Linked DNA regions of Homo sapiens: region 1 is linked to region 2. Evidence: chromatin loops called from intact Hi-C (ENCODE). Cell type or tissue: endothelial cell of umbilical vein. All regions are shown on one strand. Links, peaks and the distances in the headings refer to the core of each region. The heading gives the core; the rest is flanking DNA. Region 1 overlaps PSD2 (pleckstrin and Sec7 domain containing 2). Region 2 holds the start of LOC124901086 (a long non-coding RNA gene).

Region 1 (4,342 bases), core at 1-4,000, 310 kb after region 2:
CAGCCAAGGCAGGATGACCCTTGGACCCTGAGGCACGTCACAGGCAAAGTCTGAACATGCAAAGTGGCATAACAGTGGTACCCTCAGCTGCCAGGACCACAGCTGCTGCAGTTCATAAGCCCACAGGGTGTTGCTCTTTCCCCAACTTTATACCCCCTCAGAGCCAGGACCTGTCTAAACCCGCAGACCTGAGAGAGAGTACATGATTTCAGTATGGAGAAGGCAGATGGAGGCCCAGGTTCAAAAGCCTTTCCCCTCATCAACTAATTTAGTAAACCAGTGCCCAGCACCCGGAACTATTCGGTTCCAGCCAGACACACGGACGTCTTCCACCCAAACAGCTGAGGTGGTTGGCATGCACACTCGGCTACACGTGTGTGTGTGTGTGTGTGTGTGTGTGTGAATCCCACTAGGATGTGTGTAGTCAGAGACCTATAGGTGGGAGGGACAGAGAGGCTGCGGGTTGAGAGGGCTTTGGCATCAACAGGGCGTAAGTTCAAATTCCAGCTCTGTGCCGCCTAGCTGTGTGACGTCTCTAGGCCACAGTTTCCTTGCTGGGAAATGGGTGATGTAAATACCTATTCCAAAAGGTTGCTGTGGAGATTATAAAGTACCCAGTGCTGATGCTGGCACGTGATAGATGCCTATTACATGGCTGATTTGATGGTGGTGATGACAATATCCTGTGCCTTGCATCCTTGTATCACACAGCCAGAGTGACAAAAACTAGATGAGAGGGAGTCGATGGAAAAAAATAAAGAACAAATTAAAGTTATTGTATTTATTGTGGGGGTGCTGGGAAAAAGTATCTGCTACAAAAAATTTTAAAAAGGAAAATAATGAACTCAATCCTGCATAAACCTGCAACTCACTGGCCCCTCCCGGCCCCCTTCTGTTGATCTCATCCAGGCCCCTCTGCTGTCTCTGGTTTCGTAGTTGACTTTAAAATTCTCTGAGAGCCAGTTATTCTTCTCTGTGACTTGTGGCTTCTGTAGGATCCCAAATTAACTCCATATGAACTCTTGGGGAACCCATTGACCTTTGTGTGGTCCAGCTTATTGTCCTCGTGTGACCTTTCTGGGGGCTCTAGGTTGCTGTTGCTTTCTAAATTTTAGAGTCAGAAGCCACCCAATGAACCCACCAATCTCTATGTGGCCCTCGGTTGATTCTGAATGACCTCTTGGTGAACTCACCGATCTTTGCATGAGCATCGGGTACCTTCATTATATGCTTTGAATCCTACAGTACCTGCCATATGTGCGGAGAGTCCAAGGCCAGAACCTAACAGAGTTCTTTCCTCACCTGTCATCCACCCATTCATTTCACAGGTATGATTAGGACCCGGGAACACATGTGGCCAGAGAGGCCCCTTCTCCACTCTGCCTCTCAAACCTCTGCCTGGGGAAGCCTTCCCAGTGGCCTTTCAGGAAGAGTCGCAGTCCTGTCAAGCTACTTCCCTACCACCGCCCCGTCGCTGGAACACGTAGGACGACATTCAGGCAGCTTCGCAAGTCAGAGGCTTCATCCCCACTTTCCCAGTTCTTTCTTTTCTCTTCCAGGTCATTTTTTGGCTTCTCTTTCCAGCCCCTCCCAGAGGCCCAAGTGGTAATGGTAACTGCCTGTTCTTCTCCTCACGAAACTGTGAGCCCCACGAGGACAGGCAGCCAAACTTCCTCCCACCACCGTATCCCCATCACCCCGCCCAGCGTGCAGCACACAGTTGGCCCTCATTGAATGAGAGGATGAAGGCGCAAGAGACACCGTCCTCAAGGGGCAACCCCCAGAAGTCCCTGAGCCCGAGGCCACTTCCCAGGACCACCAGGTGGCGCAAACCACTTATTGCATGTCACCAGTCCTGAATTTGAACAGTCCTAGAAAATGGGCATGTTGGAGGCAGCAGTTGTGGGTGGTGAGGATCCATTCGAATGCAGGAAGAACTATTAGAACTTTGACTTAGATTTATTTTCATCTCATCTTTTTTAAATTTCTATTTTTGTGTATGTTTTATAATGTACATAATATTTTAGTACAGTAGTACATGTATATAATTTACAAATAAATAATTATACAATTAAGGAAGTGAACTAAACATTTTTTTACTGATGGGAGGCACAACCCATGCTCAGGAAGCACATCTGTCCACAGCTGCCAGAGCTCCTGGCTCTGCTCTCCACTCACCCGCCCTCGGGAAGTGAAGGGTGGGACACTGACCCCGAAACTCACAGAACTTTTGAGGCAGCATGGGGAAAGTACAGAGAGCTCTTTTGTGGTGCCACATGGCGTTTTCAATTTCATTTAAGTGAACATTTACTTCCTCTGAGCAAAACGAAGGGGCCAGATGGTTTGGGTCTAAAACACACTTCAGCTGATCCAACTTAAATAATCTGAATTTAAATCACTACATCTCTCCACATACTCAATAGCCCCTTGCCTCAAATGTGAGTGGGCCTGTAAAGTTAGATACTTAGTTGCAAGCCTGGCTTATTTTATTAACTAAGTGTGTTACCACTGACGCCAAATTCCTGGCCAAACTACAGTAATCTATTTAAACAATAGAGAGGATTCGCTCTTCATAGCCACACTGAATGTGCCATCACCCCCACCCACTTGTCAGTTGGAGAAATGCAGGGCTTAAAGGTGCTAGCTAATCCGTGATCGTCAAGTGGCAAATTTCTCCACTCTTCCCAGATGTGGCCTTGGCTAAGCCTTTCTGATTCACTAGACAAATGAAAGAAATAGCGACAGAAAAACAATCAATAACTTGTCATTCCACCTTTTCCCACAACCAAGAATTAAGGGCTTCCATAACCGTCCTCCGACAAGCATCTTTGGGCTTGTTGACAAGCAGCCATTTGCGAGACAGAGTGTCTTTTATTCCTATAGCAGTAGATCTGTCCAAGAGGCCACCTCTGGAGCTCAGAGACCTGGCAGCACCAACATAAAGACCCAAATATAAACAGGGCCGTGGTCCCATCCGACTCACACCCCAGGATATCCATGGGACAAACGGGGCGGTGCATACACGCTCTATTTTTTCCAAAAGTATCATCGGTAAGAGCAGTATAAGTCACAGGTCAGCTGGAAGAGGGAAAAACAGGGCAAGGGAGGCCAGCACTGCCTCCCCCTTCCCTCCTAGAGCGTCAGGAATGCCAGGGGGCCAGGTGCAGCCATCCTTCCTAACAGGGGAAGCTCCAAAATAGGCTTTTCCTTTATCTGATTTCATCCTCTAACTGATTCCAGTTCCAAAACCATCTTTCAGGGGTTCCTTATGTATATATTATTCTTATAGATGTATATTTGTGTCTGTATAAAAAGGAGGCAGTGTGATCTCAATGGATGAAAAGAAGTGGATGCACATGTGATGGAGTCAGCTTTACACTGAAAGGGCACAAGCCTGGGTCCCAGATTATTGTGATGTGAGGCAGGAGACCTGGGCATGGTTCTGGAGGCTGCTGGGAGGAGAGGATGGTGCTGGTGGTCGGCAGACCTGCTGCTGGTCAACTCAGAGGAAGGAGGAGGAGAAAGGGTGGGGTTCCAGCTGAGACCTAGAGTCAAGACCTGCCCTCACACACAAAAAAGATGAGGAGAGGAGCTTGATGAGAAGAGAAAGACCTGGGAAGACAACAGCCCTTCCAGCTTCTCCAGCGAGGTGGTGTCTAGAGCATGCACACAACTGGCCTACAAAATGAGGCTCCATGGTGGAGAGGAAAACAAGGGCCAGGGAGAGGGTCTGATGCCCGGAGATGCCCAAGGACGCAAGGAGATCAACGCCACAAACGGCATCTCCATCTCCTGGGCCCACAGGCTTTCTGCACCCCTCTAGCTGCCCATCAACTGACTGGAGCTTGGTCCAAGTGGCCCCTGGCTGGAATTGTGCTCACTGACCCCACTGGAGACATCTGCCCACCCTGGGGTCTGCAAATCCATGTCAGCTAAGTATCAGGCCCAGTGGCATCCTTTGTGGTTTTGCTGCCAGTCACATGGCCCTGGCTGAGGGCAGGGCTTGAATGTGTCTTCCGGAGAGAAGGGTCATCCCCTTCCAGAGTGGCCAGCCGGGCCTCAATCCGCTCCAGATCATCTGAGCCCACTTTGATTTTCATAGCCAGGAGGTGGATATAGGTCTCATAACGGCTTTTCTGGGGAAAGGCCAAACACAAGGTCAAAAGACAACAAAATAGGAAAAAAGTATGTGCACCTTATATGACAAAAGACTAATTTCCTTAATATGCAGAGAGCTTTCACAAATCATTAAAAAGAAGATGAACAGTCCAATTAAAAAATAAACAAGGGACATGCACATAAACTTCATTCATAATTTGAAAAATCCAAATAATTGGCAATG
Region 2 (4,387 bases), core at 226-4,225:
AAGGCATTAGGGAACACAGGTTTTTATCAGTCTGTTAGGAGGAAGGAGGGAGAAGGGGGAGTAGAGGTTGTGAAGGATGTCTATTCAGATGTCAGAATTAGGTCTGGGGCCCAGTGATAATGACAATAAAGATGGTAATGATGACAACAATAATAGCAGACACTGTGTGCCAAGTGCAGTGCTAAACACAGCACACTAATTATCTCAGGCAGCCTTCTCAGGAACTCTACAGTTTACTATCTTTGTCATCCCAATTTTCAGATTAGAAAACTGAGGCCCACAAAGTAATACCAAATTATACATTTTCTTTTCCTTTTTTTGAGACAGAGTTGCACTCTTGTTGCCCAGGCTGGAGTGCAATGGTGCAATCTCAGCTCTCCGTAACCTCCGTCTCCCGGGTTCAAGTGATTCTCCTGCCTCAGCCTCCTGAGTAGCTGGGATTACAGGCATGCGCCACCACGCCCGGCTAATATTGTATTTTTAGTAGAGATGGGGGGTTTCTCCATGTTGGTCAGGCTGGTCTTGAACTCCTGACCTCAGGTGATCTGCCGGCCTCAGCCTCCCAAAGTGCTGGGATTATAGGCGTGAGCTTACACATTTTCATATGTACACACTCGAATATAAATACAATTGAATGAGGTCAGTGTACACATTGACACTAACTACACAACAACACAAACTAACAACAGTAGGTACCTGAGGAAGGGTGAGTGTGGTCAAGGGGGGAGCTTCAGCTTTTCATTGTATTGCGCGATTTTTTTTACAGTGGGAATGTGTAACCATGCCTGTGACATTTCTTTTAAAAAGTGGGTGATGCTGAAGACTGTGTCCAAGGATCCCAGAACTAATTTGGGGCCACACCTCACACACTGCACATCCCAGGCCTTGACCACGAGGCTGCACAGCCTTTCAAAGGGAGACCCGTGCCTGCCTCATTTTTTTTTTTTTTTTTGAGACGGAGTCTTGCAGTGTTGCCCAGGCTGGAGTGCAGTGGCGCGATATAGGCTCACTGAAAGCTCCACCTCCTGGGTTCACGCCATTCTCCTGCCTCAGCCTCCCGAGTAGCTGGGACTACAGGCGCCCGCCACCACGCCTGGCTAATTTTTTGTATTTTTAGTAGAGACAGGGTTTCACCGTGTTAGCCAGGATGATCTTGATCTCCTGACCTCGTGATCCGCCCGCCTCGGCCTCCCAAAGTGCTGGGATTACAGGCGTGAGCCACCGCGCCTGGCTTTTTTTTTTTTTTGAGACGGAGTCTCACTCTGTCGCCCAAGCTGGAGTGCAGCGGCGCTATCCCAGCTCCCTGCAGCCTCCACCTCCCGGGTTCAAGCGATTCTCCTGCCTCAGCCTCCCGAGTAGCTGGGATTACAGGCATGCGCCACCACACCCGAGTTTTTTTTTTTTTTTTTTTTTTGAGACGGAGTCTTGCTCTGTCGCCCAGGCTGGAGTGCAGTGGCGCGATCTAGGCTCACTGCAACCTCTGCCTCCCGGGTTCAAGCGATTCTCTTGCCTCAGCCTCCCAAGTAGCTGGGATTACAGGCACGCGCCACTATGCCCGGCTAATTTTTTTTTTTTTTTGTATTTTTAGTAGAGACGAGGTTTCACCATGTTGGCCAGTCCTGTCTCCAACTCCTGGCCTCAAGTGATTCGCCCGCCTCGGCCTCCCAAAGTGCTGGGATTACAGGCGTGAGCCCCCGCGCCCGGCCTGCCCCCACACTTGGATGGTAGAGAGGAAGGAGGAAACGACTTCTCAGAGGCGTCGGCCCCTTGCCCTATCCGTCTTCCCTGGGTCTCCTGGGGGATTGGGCCAGCCGGGAGTCCCGGAGCTGGGCAAGTGTCCAGCCCCGGAGCCCGCCCACTGTCACGGAGCGGACTCCCGTCCAATCAGACCCGGGTGATGCCACTCCGGAGATGAGAGTGGCAGGAAATCAAGGTCAAGGCCCTGGTCACAATGGGGCCATTGTCGTTCTCCAGTCAGTTGACTTTCAAGCAGCCGTTCCCCATCCACCCTTCACTCTTTCTCCCACCCCCACCCCCCGCCCCCTGTCAGGAAGTCACCCAAACCTATTGCCTCCGTATTAGACTCTGCCTGAAGGAAGCCGCTTTCTGGATCCTACCCCAGACGCTGGAGGCTGGGCTGCTGCGGCATCGTCTATTAGGTCCACCAGGTGGCGACAGAGCACCACATTTCTGAGTGCAGGGAGGGAGGCCCGGGGCTGGCGGCTCAATCACTGATCAGGGCGTGGGGGAACCCTGCCCTTCCTGTTTTATCCAAGAGAAACAAAAAACCAAGTCAGATTATACTTTCCCTCACCCTTTACTCTGAGGTCACAGGAATCTGGAATCTTAGGGACTCTTCCCTTAGCAAACGGCAAAATGGCCGTGGGTTGCAGCCCTATTTTTTTTCCTTGAATGGGGGTGGAAAACCAAGGGGAAACCTATTTACTCCGGAAGTCACAGCAAGTGGAACCCTGACTGCCTCTCTAGCCTGCATTAATCAATTGGCTGATTGATGGGTTGTGTTAGTGTATAAACGTCACGTCTGAAAGGACTTCCCTGGTCCCCCAGTCTAAATTATGCCTTCCCTGTTCTCCCTCAGAGCCAGCTTTAGTTTTCCTTCTTTGCATGTATCCGTTTGTAACTGGACACATTTGTTTGATTATTTTCCACTAGAATATACTCTGCGAGAGCAGGGACTGGGTCTAGTTTTGTTGCATTAATTTGTCCACTAAGGACAATACAGTAGAGTATCTGGCACATAGTAGGTATTCAGTAATACCTAATACTGATAATATTATAAACATAATAAATGAAGGAGTGCCCAATTGAGCAATGCGGGTGGAGGTGGGCTTCTGGTCCCTGAGAATTCAGCATGTGTGAATTCAGGTAGGCCCACTTAGCAGGCTGCACCTGGCCCAAACTATCACATTAGAGAGGCAGGCCCCAGAGGCAGAAAAGCTTTGAGGTTAAGACATCTGGTCTGGGCTCTAGCCACCTGGCTTCACGATCTCATTGTCCCCTCATGTGGTGGGCGACTTTGCACGCATCAACCTTTCCGAGCTTGTCTCCTCATTTGCAAAATGGGGACAAACATGGCATTTATCTTCTAAGGCCACTGTGAGGGTTCTGAGAGAGAATTCATGGAAGATGCTTAGCCCAGGGCTGGGGACCCAGTAAGCACTCCGGGAATATTCGTCATTACTATTATTACTATTATTGCTGCTGCTGTTGCTGCTACTACTACTACTGCTGCTGCTGCTGCTGTTGGAGAAAGAACCTTCACTGAGGCTGTATAGCCCAAGTGCTCCAGGCAGGTACCAGCTGAGGTGAGGGGTCTGGGGCTGAGAGGATATTCCATTGGTACCTGCCCCTTGGCAGTTCTCTGGGTTTGATTTCTCTTATCAACTGGTCCAGGAAGCTGAGGCTGGTAGGGCCTGTTCCTCTCTCCTGGTGGCAGAGGTCAGATCTGTCTCTGCTGCAATCGCTGCTGGGGGGACATCCTCTTAGCCTTCCTGGGACACTGTGGGCCCAGGCAAGCCCATTAGTTAATTCCTTTGTTTAACAGGCATGGTGCTTTACCAGGTCCTGGGGATGGTGGTGAATAGAGTCATCTTCTCCCTGTTCACAAGAAGCACATGGGGTTGGAGCACAGGGGGAGATGTTAATCAAAGCAAAATGGGGGAAAAGGGCATTTTTTTTTAACTGTGATAGGGGACAGGGCCTGGTCTACGACATTCCCTGAGGAAGTGACTTCTGGACTGGGAGCTGAAGGAGGAGGAAGAGGAGCTATCCAAGAAAATCCCTCCCTTAAAGCAACCAGCCCTGGGGAATGCTGTGATGACCCAACCGGTCCTCAGGCTCTTCCTGGCCCAGTCAAATGGTCAGATGGGAGAAGATTAAAAACCAACACACCCTAAGTACACAGGCTCCTCCTGGGGTCTACTGCCCCCACTAGCGTTACCTGGACACATATACACACAATGTCAAGTCGCAGCCCCTAACCCTGGCCCCAGCCCTGGGGGAAGAGGAAAAGTCTTAGGGAGGTGGCCAGGAGAAGTTGCCATGGGTTCAAAAAGGCCTGGGATGAAGGGATCCTGGGATGACTCCCTGGGGTCAGCATTCTGGGTGGGATAGGGTGCAAACCCGTGGTTCCAGGCAACCAGACGCACCAGCCACCAGCACGTCAGGGGAGCTGAGAGCATAAGCTATGTTATCTGGGTCCTGGGCACGTATCGCAGCTCTAAGGCTTGGCAGCTTTGGCAAATTTCTTCACCTAAGCCTCAGTTTGCTTGCCTATAAAATGGGAGCAATAATAATAACACCAACCTCATCGAGTGTTTTGGGGGACTTAGTGAGATAATACACGAAACGTCCTGGCACATAATGG

The links. Peaks named below come from ENCODE experiments on the same cell type or tissue, not always from the same donor. Only the 100,000 strongest peaks of a DNase experiment are listed, where the experiment ranks them.
Region 1: a loop joins it to region 2, with 10 times the contacts of the local background. A loop is called at or near these places in 7 of 110 quality-filtered maps.

The regions. Positions count from the first base shown.
Region 1 is chr5:139,842,065-139,846,406 of GRCh38, reverse strand. PSD2 (pleckstrin and Sec7 domain containing 2) reads right to left here. Exons shown (of 15, transcript NM_032289.4): 15 at 1,941-4,136. The coding sequence ends at 3,933. Among named protein-coding and RNA genes, the nearest start is that of PSD2, 48 kb to the right of the region's middle. In endothelial cell of umbilical vein, for the core only: a CTCF peak has its summit at 1,820 (motif pointing right); a DNase peak (open chromatin) is centred at 1,846; H3K27me3 peaks cover 450 bases.
Region 2 is chr5:140,155,089-140,159,475 of GRCh38, reverse strand. LOC124901086 (a long non-coding RNA gene) reads left to right here and starts at 2,016. Exons shown (of 4, transcript XR_007058964.1): 1 at 2,016-2,168; 2 at 3,112-3,326. LOC101929719 (a long non-coding RNA gene) reads right to left here and starts at 2,157. Exons shown (of 5, transcript NR_130738.1): 1 at 2,118-2,157. In endothelial cell of umbilical vein, for the core only: a CTCF peak has its summit at 2,178 (motif pointing right); a DNase peak (open chromatin) is centred at 2,175; H3K4me3 peaks cover 315 bases.